Regions from separate parts of the Homo sapiens genome. Here region 2 is linked to region 1. Evidence: chromatin contacts called from ENCODE Hi-C or POLR2A ChIA-PET data. All regions are on one chromosome and are shown on one strand. Each heading gives the region's core, a stretch centred on a gene start or an enhancer-like site at or near the end of the contact. The rest is flanking DNA. Distances are from core to core; before and after follow the strand shown.

Region 1 (7,474 bases), core at 2,792-5,291:
AAAGAAATAGATTATCTGATTAATCCTATATCTGTTAAATAAATTGAATTTATAGTTAAAAAAAAATCTTTCACAAATGAAATGCCAGACCCAGATTATCTTGGGTGAATTCTACCAAACATTTAAGACAAAAAGTCACCAATTTTATGCAGTATCATCCAGAAATTGAAAAGGATACAACAGTTTCTATCTTACTTTATGAGGCTGACATTTTTCTGATATCAAAATCAGTCAAAGAAAGTAGAAGAAAACAAACAAACAAACTATAGGCCAGTATCCCTCATTTGAACAAAGAAGTAAAACTTTCGAAAAAAATTAGCAAATTGAATTTAGCAACATATATAAAATACATACATATATATGTATACAACATACATTATCTATGTATGTATACAAGTAAAATAATATATCATAATCAAGCAGGTTTTATTCTGGGAATGAAAGCCAAGTTCAACATTTGAAAATCAGTCTATGCAAGTCTCCATATTAACAGACTAATACAAGATAAACTGTATGATCATATCAATGGATGCAGAAAAAACTAAAATTTAAAATCTGTTCATAATAAATACTCTTAGCTAAATAGGAATAAAAGGGAATTTCCTCAGCCTCAAACTTATAAAGGACATCTACCCAGAACCTACAGCTTAATATCATACATGGTGAAAGACTGAATGCTTTTCTTCTAAGACTGAGAATGAGGCAAAGATGTTCACTTTCCCAAATCCTATATAACATAGTACTGGAAGTTGCAGGAAGTCAAGAAAAAGAAATAAAAGGCATATGGATTGGAAAGGAAGAGATAAATCTACCTAATTTGCGTATAATGATTGTCTATGTAGAAAATCCCAACGCATATTCAAAAAATCCTAGAACTTACGAGTTTTTTAAGGTTACAGGATGTAAGATCAGCATAGGAAAATCAATCCTATTTCTTTATACTAGCAATGAACAATCAGAAACAGAAAGTTAAAAAATAGTACCAATTATAATACCTTCCTGCCAAAAAAATGCTTAGTTATAAATCTAATAAGGTATGTTCAGTATCTATATGTAGATAAAGGAATTGAAGAAGACCTCAATAAATACAGAGATATATAATATATTCAAGGATGGGAAGACTCAACATAGTTAAGATGTTTTCCCTAATTAGTTTTAATTAGTTTCCTAAGTCAATTTTCCCTAAATTAATGTACACTATTTAGTGTAATCCCCATCAAAATCCCAGCAGGATTGGGTAGATATTGACAAGATGATTTTAAAATTTACGTGGGAAGCAAAGAATTAAAATAGCCAAAACAATTTTGGAAAAGAACAATAAAAATGGAGGAGTCAGACTACTCAGTTTGAAGACTTATTATCAAGGCAGTGTGATATTGGCAAAAGAAGAGCCATAGATCAATAGAACAAAATAGTCCAATAATAGATCCATATAAATATGGTCAATGATTTTCCACAAAAACGCAAAGGCACTTCAATGGCAAAAGGAGTCTTCTCAGCAAGTAGACATCTACATGCAAAAAAAAGGACCTTGACTTATATTTCAAACCATGTTCAAAAATTGGTGAATCACATTCTTAAATGGAAAATTTCAAACCATAAAAATCCAAGAAGTAACCATAGAAGGAAGGCTTTGTGACTTGGGCTGGGCATTGAGTTAGATACAACAGTAGAAACATAATCCATAAAAGAAAAAAGTTGATAAATTGGATTTCACTGAAGCTTAAAACTTTTGCTCTGCTGAAGAGACTGTTAAGAGGAAGAGGAGGACAAGAAGCAGTAAGAGAAAATATTTGCAAATCATGTATCTAACAGAGAACAAATTTCAAGAATATGTAGCTTTCAAAAGTCAACATTAAGAAAACCAACAACAATAAAAAAAATGGGGAACAGATCTGAACAGATACTCCACCAAGGAATATATACAGGTAGCAAATAAACACATGAAAAGATGCTCAACTTTATTAGTCATTAGGAAAATGCAGATTAAAATCATTATGAGATGCCATGATGTACCTGTTAGAATGACTAAAATCAATGACAATAATAACAAAATTGACCATATTAAATGTTGGCACGAATGTGTAGAAACTGGAACTCTCATGCGTTGTTGGTTTGCTAAATGTAATAGTCACTCAGGAAAAAAGGTTGGCAGTTTGTTTTATGGTTAAAGATACACTTCATCATATGACCTAGCAATCCAGTCTTAAACATTTATCTAGAAATGATAAATGTACATTCACGCAAAACATGTACATATATGTTTGTAGCAGCATCATTCATAATCATCACAAACTGGAAATCACCTACATGTCTTTCATTGGGTAGATGGATATACAAACTATGGTACATCTGTACAATGGAATATACTAGTAGGCTATAAAAAAGGAGCAAGCTATTGATACATGCAGCAATTTGAGTCTCAAATGCCTTATGCTAAGTGAAAGAAGAAGCTGGTCTCAAAAGGTTACATACTGCATGATTCCATTTATATGGCATTCTGGAAAAATGCAAAACTGAAGGGGCCAAGAGCAGGTCAGAGGTTTCCAGGAATAAGGAATGGTCGGAATATTTAAATACACAGGGATAGCATGAAGACATATTGGAGAGTGATAGAATTGTTCTGTATCCTAATTTTGGTGATGTTTACACAAATCTCTGCATGTTATACAACTCTTATAGGTGTACAGAAAAAGATGAATTTTACTGTGTATAAAGTTAAAAAATAGTTTATAATTTTTATGTCACCTTTTTTCTTTTTACTGTTTGAATGTGGCTACTGGTAAGTTTAAAATTATGTATGTGGCTTGCATTATTATTTCTATTACATAGCACTGCTTCAGATATTAGAAGTGCAAAGAAGGATTAGGTGTGGTCCGAAGTCTAGGAGAGGGATATGGCAGAAGGAAGTCTTCTAAGAAGAGGAGGCAAATTTAAATGACCTAAGTTTAGCCTCTGCCCCCTACTTCCATCCTTTGTTCTACAGATTTTGTTTGAGAGCCTAATTCATGTAAATATGCCAACTCTCAGATGTAGTAATTCCTTAGAGTCTTTTTCCTTGATATTGGAAATTAAACTCTACCACTCAAGATGAAAAGAATGCTGTGCAATGGAATAATTAGTGGCATCCTTGCATTTGTAGGCACAACAGCCTACATTGCTGAGGCAGTTGACAAGTTCCTTGACAAACTTGTGATGAATGTTTAAGTTCATATTATTATTGGTTAGACATTATTGTTTAAATTATTGCACCCAAGATTGTTTATTGTTTATAAATTGTCATAAAGGGAGGTTTCCAGAAGGATGCCTAGCCAGTATGTTTATAATTTGAAGTTAGGAGTGCCAACCCAAAATTGGAGTAGAATCTAAGAATATCATGATGGACTTTAAATAGGTAAATCTAGCGATACTGAAATATAATACAGATAAATTTAAAATTTCAAAATGGATTCTAAAATTTAGTTGTCCCAGTTAAGAAGAGGGATATGTAGCTTAGCAGTGGTAAATACATAAAAATGTTAGGGCTTTTAGTTAATAAGAAGCATAATAGGAGTCACTACTGATGAGGCTGCCAAAAAAGCTATTTTAACTTACAATGCCATTTATCAATAGAAGTTTAATACATAAATTAAGGCATGGATTTTTGTATTTGTTTCTGTGCTCTTTAGAACACACCTAGAATCTTATCTTGAGATCTGGGTGTTATCCTCTAAGAGAGCTATAGACAAACTGGTACATATTCAGAGAGGAGAGAGCCAAATGATGAAGGAAATTGAAACAAGTCAGATGAGGAATAGTGAAGGAGACTGGGATAGTAAGCCTGTCTAAGAGGTGACTCCTAGTGGGGTTGAAAGATAGGTCACGAGAACTGCCTTCAAATAATTGAAGGGCTGTGATATTACAGATAAATTAAACTTGTCCCATAAAGTTCTCAGAACCAGCAAATGGAATTTTCAGAGAGATATTAAATTTCAGTGTAAGGACACACTAAGGGTTAGAGCTAACTCTTGGAAATGAGTCACCTCTTCAAAGTTTTTCGTAAAGCTCTGAAATGGTTTGGATATGTGTCACCTCCAAATATCATGTTGAAATGTGACCTCCAGTGTTGGAGGTGAGCCTAGTGGGAAGTGTTTGGGTCATGGGGGTGGATCCCTCATGAATGGTGTGGTGCTGTCCTTGTGATAATGAAAGAGTTCTTGCTCTGACTTCATGTGAGATCTGGTTGTTTAAAAGAGCGTGGCACCTCCTCTTGCTCTCACTGCCACTCTCATCTTGTGATGTGCCTGCTCTCCCTTCACCTCCTGCCATGATTGTAAGCTTGCTGAGGTCTTTGCCAGAAGCAGATGCTGGCACCATGCTTCCTGTACAGCCTGCAGAACTGTGAGCCAATTAAACCTCTTTTTATAAATTATCCAGTCCTCGGTTAGTTCTTTATAGTGATGCAAAAATGGACGGACACAAACTCTATTGCTTGAACTTACTTTTTGTTGAGACTATCTCCTTCAAACTGGCGTTTCCACAAAGTTCTTGTCTGACTCTCACTTCCATACTTGGAGTTTCAGTCAGTAATCATTTAATGCAGCAACTGATAAGAATAATCTATCATTGGCAGAAAACCAGTCATTTACCTTTTTCTTTTTTTCTTTTTCAAGTTTCATTTTAGGTTCTGGGGTTACATGTGCAGGTTTGTTACGTGGGTAAATTGCATATCACTGGGGTTTGGTGTACAAAAGATTTAGTCACCTAGATAGTGAGCAAAGTACCCGATTGGTAGGTTTTTGACCATCACCCTCCTCTCACCCTCCACCCTCAAGTAGGCCCCAGTGTCTATTATTCCCCTCTTTGTGTCCATGTATACTCCAATGTTTAGCTTCCACTTACAAGTGAGAACATGTGGTATTTGGCTTTCTGTTCCTGGTTAGTTTGGTAGGATAATAGCCTCCAGCTACATCCATATTGCTGCAAAGGACATGATCTCATTCTTTTTTATGGCTGTGTAGTATTCCATGGTGTATATGTACCACATTTTCTTTTTTTCTTTTTTTTTTTTTGAGATGGAGTCTTACTCTGTTGCCCAGGCTGGAGTGCAGCGGCACAATCTCGGCTCACTGCAACCTCCACCCCCTGGATTCAAGCAATTCTCCTGCCTTAGCCTCCCAAGTAGCTGAGACTACAGGCATGCGCCACCATGCCCAGCCAATTTTTGTATTTTTTTGTTTAGTAGAGACGTGGTTTCGCCATGTTAACCAGGCTGGTCTCGAACTCCTCACCTCAGGTGATCCATCTGCCTCAGCCTCACAAAGTGCTGAGATTACAGGTGTGAGCCACTGCGCCTGGCCTATGTACATTTTCTTTATCAGATTCACTCTTGATGGGCATCTAGGATGATTCCAAGTCTTTGCTATTGTGAATAGTGCTGCAATGAACATATGAGTATATGTGTTTTTTTCATAGAATGATTTATATTCTTTTGGGTATATACACAGTAATGGGATTGCAGGGTTGAATGGTAGCTCTATTTTAAGTTCTTTGAGAAATCTCCAAACTGCTTTCCACAGTGGCTGAACTAGTTTATGTTCCCACCAACAGTGTGTAAGCATTTCCTTTTCTGTGCAGCCTCACCAGCATTTTGTTATTTTTTGACTTTTTAGTAATAGCCATTCTGACTGATGTTAGATGGTATCTCGTGGTTTTGATGTGTATTTCTCTAATGATTAGTGATTGTATTAGTTGTATTAGTATTGAATTGTTTCTTAGAAACTATGTTTTCCTGGCAGTTATTGAAACTGATAGACAAAATAGTATGATAATATTTCACTGGTGAGGAATAAGGCAAGTATCCTGTGGACAGGCTGTGTTCCTTCTGTAATTAGGGAGTAGGAGATATGGTCCACTCTGCATATCTGGTAAGTGAGCCTTCCTGAGATGGTGCTGATACCTTCTAAAAATTGTCAGCTGCTAAGGCACAAGCGTGTAAATAAAATCTACTTTGTATTTAACATTTCTGTGATTTCATGTATGTGTCATATTATAAAGCACTGTTGATGTGCATTTTGAAAGGAAGGAACTTCTGCCCCCATTGCTCCCACTGTTATAGCCTGGCAAGTTTCAGGGAGTAATGAAAAATAAGACTTGAAACTCTTATTTTGTTGTTAGGTGGTTGTAACACTTCTTCCTTTTTTTTAAACCTCGCCTTATAGCACCTCTGATCCTGCTTTTATTTCTTTGTTCTCCTGCATACTCTTCCATTTTATGAAAAGTTGGAGTAAGCAGTGTCCAGGTAATCTGTACTCTGTGTTCATATCATCTGCTCCAGGGTGAAATAAAGGAAATGTGATGTTATTGCTCTTCTATATGATTTGTGTTGGTCTTTTCTCTACTGTCTCTGCCTTGAGGTCAGGTACTATGTTTTCTACTTCCTGTATAACTCCCCAGGTGTCCAGTATGCACATCTGTGCGTTGTGGGTTTTTAATAAATGTTCTTGACTGATTTACTGACTGTTCTGCATAGCAAGAGAACAATGCCACAGTTTATTTCAAAGAGGCTGTACAGTATTGAGGCAAAGTGTTTCACAGTTCTCTGAGGTTGAAGGTAGGAGCCTGAGAAATTCTGGAACATAACTATGTGAGATTCTGAAAGCTATTTTAAGTTACTTCTTTGTTTTGAAAAATATTTATATAATGTTTTTATTACATGTAATGTAGTAAACTTCCTCCCCTTTTAGTACATATCTTTTCCTTAAAAAAAAAAAACTTTATTATATATTCAAATACTGGTTGGTTGCCTTAAAATTTATTGAAAAATCAGCTGTAGAAGTAATAAGATCTAGTGTTTGGCAGCACAATAGGGTGAGTATAGTTAACAGTAATTTATTGTGTATTTCAAAATAAAGAGTGGAATTGGAATTTTCTTAACACAAAGAAATGATAAGTGCTTGGGGTGATGGATATCTCAATTTCCTTAATTTGATTTTTATACATTATGTGCTTGTATGAAAATATCACATATACCCCATAAATAAGTACAGCATTATATATCTATAATAGTTAAAAATTTAAAAAGTCTGTCTTTAACATTATCCAGTCGTGTCCATTAAAAAGACACATTTTGTAAAGTTCCTTAAAAATAAAGATCTTTGCAAGTATTTATCTTAAAAAGCATTCTTTACTTTTATAAAGGGCTCATTGCAGAGTTCTTTTAAATGCAGAAACTCTTCACATTGCATTTTTAATATGATTTTATTTATAAAAGTAACTGTGTCACAACTATTCAGTAAACACTTTGTAATTTATTTAAGATCAGGTTTTTTTAAAGTGGGACAATTTTTTGCATGAGATTAAAAATAAAAACAGCTTTATTGAGATACAATTACATACCGTGCAGTTTACCCTCTAAAGTATACAATTCAGTGGCTTTTTACAAATATAGTCACAAAGTTGTACAACCATCACTAATTTCAGAAAATATTTATCA
Region 2 (7,474 bases), core at 1,296-3,795, 310 kb after region 1:
TCTATGTGCAAGACTGTATGGCGTGCTTTACCTGCTTCATTTCCAACCCTGAGCTTAAAGTTTTTTCCAGTCTTGGGAATGGGAAAAGAGGAGCACAGAGGTCAGTTCACCTGCCAAAGCTTGCCCACCTCGAGTACACATGCCTTCCTCACTCAACACTCGGCTTCACCCAGATAAGCTGTTCCCCACCCATCTTGCAGACTGAGTGGCTGATTTTTTAACATTTCTGGGGAAAATATCCCCATTCCACACATTCTAGTGGGTCAGACATTGTCCTATAATTGTAATATCCCTGCACGGTATAAGTCCAGCATGGAAACTGCTTGGAAAGGATAATGTAGAAATAAAAATAGGTTAATGAAGGTTTCTGCATGGGGGAATGACATGGTGACCAGTGCTTCTAACCAAGTCTTATGAGGAAACATGTAATCCTTCTGCCAGATATTTGATTTAAACTGTGTCCTGTGTCAGCCTTACATCCAATCCCAAACTTCAGGCCTGACTCTCTGGATTTTTCACATAGTAAGTCCATTATCAAGCCTTCCACTCAGCATCTCCCTTGAACATAAGAGATGTGCAAATAAGTCTTTTTTTTTTTTAATGGAAACGGGATCTTGCTATGTTGCCCAGGCTTATCTCAAACTCCTGGGCTCAAGCGATCCTCCCGCCTAGGCTCCCAAAGTGCTAGGATTACAGGCATGAGCCACCACACCGGCTGATAAGTCTTAAGAGATGTTTTGTAGAGAGGAATTGGTTCCTATACTGAGAAGTAAATAGTCACCCCCTTCTACTAACGAATAATAACTTTTTTTTTTTTTTTTTTGAGACAGAGTCTCATTCTGTCACCCAGGCTGGAGTGCAGTGGTACAATCTCGGCTCACTGCAACCTCTACCTCCTGGGTTCAAGCAATTCTCCTGCCTCAGCGTCCTGAGTAGCTGGGATTACAGGCAGGCACCACCACGCCCAGCTAATTTTTGTATTTTTATTAGAAACAGGGTTTCACCATGTTGGCCAGGGTGGTCTCGAACTCCTGACCTCGTGATCCACCCATCTCGGCCTCCCAAAGTGTTGGGATTACAGGCGTGAGCCACCGCGCCTGGCCTTATTTTTGATTTGTACATACTTTCCAAAGCATTCTCCATTCTAGAGGATTGTACCATGCTGGGGGCATTATAGGAAAGTGTCTGCCACACTGGAATGAGTGGTGTGAGCTTTTTTCCCTAGAAATGTTCAAGGGTAATGCTCATAGAAAGACGTTCACAGTCCTTCACTATGTGTTCAGAGCACTCCACAGTTTGCAATCTTTATCCAGAGCCTCTCTGCTCCAGCTTCTGTCCTCCAGCCTGTATTCCGTCTACCCAGATCCCCCGCATTCCCTCGCTGGGCCTCTACGGTGACTGCTTAATACTTTTCCCTCTGCCTGGATTCTCTTGCTTCTCTCCCTCCCTTCCCAGTCATAGTCCTCCCACTGCCACTGCCTATCCAAATCCTAGTTGTTTTTCAAGGCCCTGCTCAAAGCAGTCTCATCTAATAAGCCTCCTAGAAGCCCTTCGATGGAGTATCTTTGCACCCATACTGCATGGTGGTTGACACCTCTGTTATAACCTTCGTCCTCGTCTCCTTTCCTGAGAACAGTGAGTTGAGGGCATGCTGACACTGTGGGGAGGAGTTGGCCTTACTCAGCTGGGTTTCCCTAGAGCCGGCCATGGTATGTGCTCAGGGAATGTTTGTCAGTTTGGATACATGTTGTTTTCTCTAGAATGTAAAGGTCATAACTAGATCCTTTAGGGAAAAAAGTTAGATTCATTTGAGGAACTTTTTTTTTTCTTCCTAAAGCCACATTAGTCATACTTCGCATTGGGGTAGTCACAATATTCCCAAATTTGTATCTAACTGCTTCATTCTAATTTTTCAAGACAGGAATTTAAACTGACCCTTTACTTTAACCACAGACACCTCATTTGTCCTTTTTCTTCTAATCATTTACATTTGGTACATTGTCTATGAATTCTTTGAAATTAAAAGCTTATGACTTTTTAAAGACTTTGCCCAATTTTTAAATGCTAAGGATTTTGCATTTGAATATATTGTAATTTATTTAAGGATTCTTTTAATCAAACTCTTCCTTAATTTAACCAGATTTCTTTTTTAATCCTCCCAGGCCAGGAGTTTATTTATTGTGACTCAATTCTTTTAAAAATAGAAGTTAAAACAGTACTAAATGCTATTTATGGTGTTCTCTCTTGCTCAATTTCTTTCTGCATCTCATAAAAGCATGTTTCTTTGTACATGTCTAGTGCAGTCCCCATTTCCTCACTAATCAATGCCAGTTAGTCACTAAATATGCATCCACTACCTACCGTGTGTCTAACCCAGTGGCAAACATGTAGGGATCTAACATAAAGATAAGTACACTGAAATTGTCAACAATCCCCCTGAGAAGTGGATTATATGGACATGGAGGCTGGAGAAATCACTGAGCAATGGAGCATGCAAGGAAGGCTTCCTGGAAGAAGGCGGGGCTTGGACTGCATCACAGAGTTGGAAGCAATAGCAGGTTGAAGGGAATGAACACAGAGCCAGGCCCGAGGAAATGAGAATGTCAGAGCAGCAAAGGGGCCAGGATCCAAGTAGGTGGTATATCCAGAGGGCACAGAACCCAGATGGCATAGCAGGCAGGAGGTGCAGAGTTCACACCCGGCCCCTCTCCAGGAAATGTGGACCCTCAGTTCCAGCAGGCAGCCTGGAACAGAGAATCTGCTCACTCAGTGTGTGATGGATGAGGGAGTGGATGAAGCAGAGGGACAGAGAAGCACTTGGGACAGGAGGGGTTCCTACTTTGGGGACCCCTTCATCCCAGCCTCAGCCACTGGTATGCTTTTGTCCTCATGAGAACTCACCCTGAGTGAGCCCTGCTTGGGAGCACAGGTTGGAAGCATGCAGAGTTCTAGAAAAGAGGTATTTCTGATCATCTGAACTTTGATGAGAGTAAAACCAGATAAACCCAGAAAAGCAAGGGGCGCCCTCCAGACAGGGAGAAGGACTTGGCCTGTGAGCTTCCTGACACCAGCGTCTGCTTCCTTCATCTTTGTGTCACCTATTTCTCTTCACAGATACAAAGGGCAGGAGAGTAGTGGGAAACATTGGTAATATAGGACAGGTTGTGGCTTTTCTTTTCTTTTTTTTTTTTTTTTGAGACAGTCTTGCTCTGTCACCAAGGCTGGAGTGCAATGGCGTGATCTCACCTCATTGCAACCTCCCCCTCCCCGGTTCAAGCAATTCTCGTGCCTCAGCCTCCCGAGTAGCTAGGATTTCAGGCACCCACCACCAAGCCAGGCTAATTTTTGTATTTTTAGTACAGACGGGGTTTTACCATGTTCGTCAGGCTGGTCTCAAACTCCTGACCTCAGGTGATCCACCCACCTCAGCCTCCCAAAATGCTGGGATAGATTATGGCTTTTCTACATCGAATATGAGATACCAAAGGAGCAAAATTAAAAGTGGAGAATTATGTTTACAAATATCAAATGGGTTATTGAATCTTTTCCTTTCTATGAGATATTCCTGTCTCCAATTCTGATTCAACTTGTAACCATCTAGAACCAACTCAAAGTCCATCTCTTCTGCAGAGCGGTAACCTCAGGCGGCTGCCCTTCTCCCTGCGTGACACCGCGTGTGTGCCTCTGCCATTGTCTTAGCATGCTCAACTGAAGTTGCTTCTTGACCTTGCCAGGTCTCCTTTTCCAGACCATGAGCTCAAGGGCATGGACACCCTCATTCTTCCTGGCACTCTACCCACTGTGGGTTGTTGTTTTTTTTTTTTTTCTGAAGACTATTCAGTTTTCCTGACCCTCTTAGTTTTTTTAACAAATGCCCCCATTTTCAAAGTAATGTTTATCTGTTTATACACACGCGCACACACACACACACACGATTATGTAAAACATATCCACACACTTTAAAGATTCATAAACACTACTCAACTTAAGAAATAGAATAGTGCCAGTATCATAGACGTCCTGTGGGTGTCTCTCCCAGAAGGAACCACTACCCTGAATTTTATGTTAACTGCCCTCTTGATTTTCTCAATAGCTTTACCACCTAGTATATATCCATAAAAATATATCATTTATTTTTTCTATTTTTGAACTTAATATAAATGGAATCATACTGATTTCTGCGTCTGTGAATATTAATGTCTTACTTTTTTAAACTTTTTAAAATTATAAATATTTAAGGCATACACATGTGTATAAAGACTATGAAAACAAATACCCATGTACCCACCTTAATCAAATCTTCATAATTTGCTGTAATTGCTTCTGAGTTTTTTTAAAAAGAAATAGCACATTGTCAGGCCGGGCACAGAGGCTCATGCCTGTAATCCCAACACTTGGGAGGCCAAGGCGGGCAGATCACCTGAGGTCAGAAGTTCAAGACCAGCCTGGCCAACATGGTGAAACCCCATCTCTACAAAAAAAATACAAAAATTAGCTGGGCATGGTGGCACACACCTGTAGTCCCAGCTACTTGGGAGTTTGAGGCAGGAGAATAGCTTGAAGCTGGAAGGCGGAGGTTGCAGTGAGCCGAGATCACGCTACCACACTCCACCCCGTGTGACAGAGAGACTCTGTCTCAAAAAAGAAAAAAAGAAAGGAAAGGAAAGGAGAAAGGAATAGCAGAAAGGAAAGGAGAAAGGAAAGGAGAGCAAAGGAAAATAGCACACTGTCAATTCAGTTGAAGCCCCCTGAGTGCCCCTCCAAAATGCACCCCCATCCTTTACTCATTCCCTTTTCCCCACCCACAGAGGTAACCACTACCCTTAATTTGGTGTATATCTTTCCTATGCATGTTTTTATACTTTAATTACATAGACATTCCTAAATAGTATGTAATGTGTGCACGTTTTTGATCCTTGTAAGTATATACTGAACAGTGTTCATCTGCAGCTTGCTTTTTTCACTGAACATTTGGTCCTTGAGATTCATCTAGGTTGACACATGTAGCCCTAGCTCATTCATTTAAACTGCTGTAAGGTATTCCTGTGAAAGAATAGGCACAATGTATTTATCCGGTCTCCTGTTGATAGACATTTAAGATGTTTCCAGTTTTTGTTATCACAAGTGGGGCTACTTTAGGCCTTCTCCTGCGATCTTTTTACACACATGTGGTAGTTTCTTAAGAGTGGAATTGCTGTGTCGTGGAGTACATACACCTTTACTTTTACTGTACAAGGTTTTAGCAATTTATATCATCATCATCATCATCAGGGAATGGGAATTCCCAATGTTCCACAGCCTGACAACACTTGGGTATTTTCCAGTTTTAAAATGTTTGTCAATCAAATGGGCATGAAGTGGAAGTTCATTGAGGTTTTAATTTGCATGTGCTTTATATGAGCCTTTACTGAGTGTTTCTCATGTGTCATGCGCTGTACTAAGTGCTAGAAATACTAAAATAACTAATTCACAGCCCCTGCGCTTAAGGACTTCATGGTTCTCTGCAGTGATTCCTACCTGGGGAGGCGAATTAAAATCACTTGAGGTGCATTTTCAGAAATGAGGTTTAGGGAATGCAGGCTCTTAGGTAGGAGGCATTTGTGAAATAGTAAAAGCTAAATCTTCCTTAACACTTGGGCCATCGTGTATAACTTGTTAATGTGTTCTCTGTCATCCAAAAAAGGCTAATTTATTTTCAGTATATCATATTTACTGAGACATGAAGTTTAGAAAGATTTTCATCAAAATAGTTAAAATTTAAGAACCTGAAACATATGCTACAGTTATCAGAAATTTCACATATACAGAACAGTGTATAAAGTTAGATGGAAGAAAAAAACCACTTAAAGAAGGGTGGTAGGGAAAAGAAATGAACACATACTGAGTACCTGTTTGGTTTTTATTTAGTTCTTTCAACAAACACTATGAGATAGAAATTATTATCCTCATTTTACAGATGAGAAAATCAGGATTCAAAGAGGAGAAATATTTTGCCTATGATATCATCACTAATTAATGGTGTAGCCAATATTTGAACTCACTTTATCTGACCTCAAGGGCATACCATGCTGTCTCTTTCCATAATAGGATTTTTTAGCATATGTGGAAAAATCCAAGAAACTTCAAGCTTCAGTTTAATAATATTGAAACTTCAAAGATAAGCCGGGCATAGTGGTTCACATCTATAATCCCAGCACTTTGGGAGGCCGAGGTGGATGGATCACCTGAGGTCAGGAGTTCGAGACCAGCCTGGGCAACATGGTGAAACCCAGTCTCTACTTAAAATACAAAAAATTAGCCAGGCGTGGTGGTGGATGCCTGTAATCCTAGCTACTCGGGAGGCTGAGGCAGGAGAATCACTTGAATCTGGGAGGTGGAGGTTGCGGTGAGCCGAGATCACACCACTGCACTCCAGCCTGGGCAACAAGAGTGAAACTCCGTCTCCAAAAAAAAAAAATAAACAAAGATAATTTGTTTACATGATCATATCATAACCAGCTTAAACCAGTGAAAAGTAGAACACATGTAACAAAATCTGGTTAATATTTAGTCTTTCTTGTCACTTAAAAGAAAGGTAGTGATAATAAATGGAGATACCTTAAATAGATACTTCTGAATTGGAAAATGTTACTTTTATATTTCTTGTAGGTGAGTATTTTGGATATGTAGTGTTAATTTTCCAGTGGTTGGAATCCACATGTCTCAAAGGTTTAGTGTGTAGGTAGTAAGATCGTGGTTGCTCGGTAAATATATGGCAGTCTTCCCACATTGTGGGGATAGCCTGGGAATGAAAAGTATACAGATTGCTCTCAGGAACAATCAGCCTCAAATGGAATCCTCACTGGAGAGTGACTTTACAGCAATTCAACAAGGGGTTAAAACGTTTCCTAACGAGGCTTGGAGGAACTGGAGCATCCTGAGAGGACTGGAAATGGGAATATAACCATAACCACCACAAAGCGCATCTATGAGTATCTTCCCTGCCGACCCAAGATATGGGGGAAAGCGCAGAAATATATAGTTTGGAAGGTTTGAAGAAATGAAATAATGGCCAACTTGTGAATAATGGTGAAAATATTTGATGATGTGACTCCCAGGGAAGCAATTATGGTTAACCCCTCATTTGTTTGGCATTTTCAAGGATCGAACTGTCCCGCAAAACTGAACTTTCCAGACAACTAAAATTTTCCTGTTTATATGCCTTGAATGCTTTCTTAACCATGCTTGGTGGAAATATTTCTGAAATAGATTATACAATTATATGTACATAGATTATACAGTTATCTTGCCTTCTTGAACAGAAGCTTCAGAAAATAACGTTTCCTTAGATGCCTTTGACTGCACGTATCAGAAGACCCTATTATAAGAGGTTTAATAGTAAAGATTGTCTCACATAACAAGAAATCCAGAGCTGGGTAGTTCAGGGATGATGAATCCAGCCACACAATGATGACAGGCTGACTTTCCCTCATGG

The links. A loop is a pair of places that touch in the nucleus more often than their neighbours do. ChIA-PET counts read pairs that join two places held with the same protein, here RNA polymerase II (POLR2A). Pooled maps may share reads with other maps.
Region 2: POLR2A ChIA-PET joins it to region 1 with 10 read pairs in AG04450. The contact joins two enhancer-like sites. A Hi-C loop is called at or near these places in 1 of 50 pooled maps. POLR2A ChIA-PET finds 5 or more read pairs at or near these places in 6 of 52 experiments (A549, AG04450, CD4-positive, alpha-beta T cell and 3 more).

The regions. Positions count from the first base shown.
Region 1 is chr2:27,973,995-27,981,468 of GRCh38, forward strand. All of the region lies in intron 3 of BABAM2 (BRISC and BRCA1 A complex member 2), which reads left to right. Among named protein-coding and RNA genes, the nearest start is that of MIR4263, 19 kb to the right of the region's middle. Within about 2 kb of position 4,042, at least 7 of the 41 ENCODE cell types and tissues checked have a DNase peak (open chromatin) inside an H3K27ac peak, as active enhancers do.
Region 2 is chr2:28,285,151-28,292,624 of GRCh38, forward strand. The region is part of intron 10 of BABAM2 (BRISC and BRCA1 A complex member 2); the gene reads left to right. Among named protein-coding and RNA genes, the nearest start is that of BABAM2-AS2, 22 kb to the right of the region's middle. Within about 2 kb of position 2,546, at least 3 of the 41 ENCODE cell types and tissues checked have a DNase peak (open chromatin) inside an H3K27ac peak, as active enhancers do.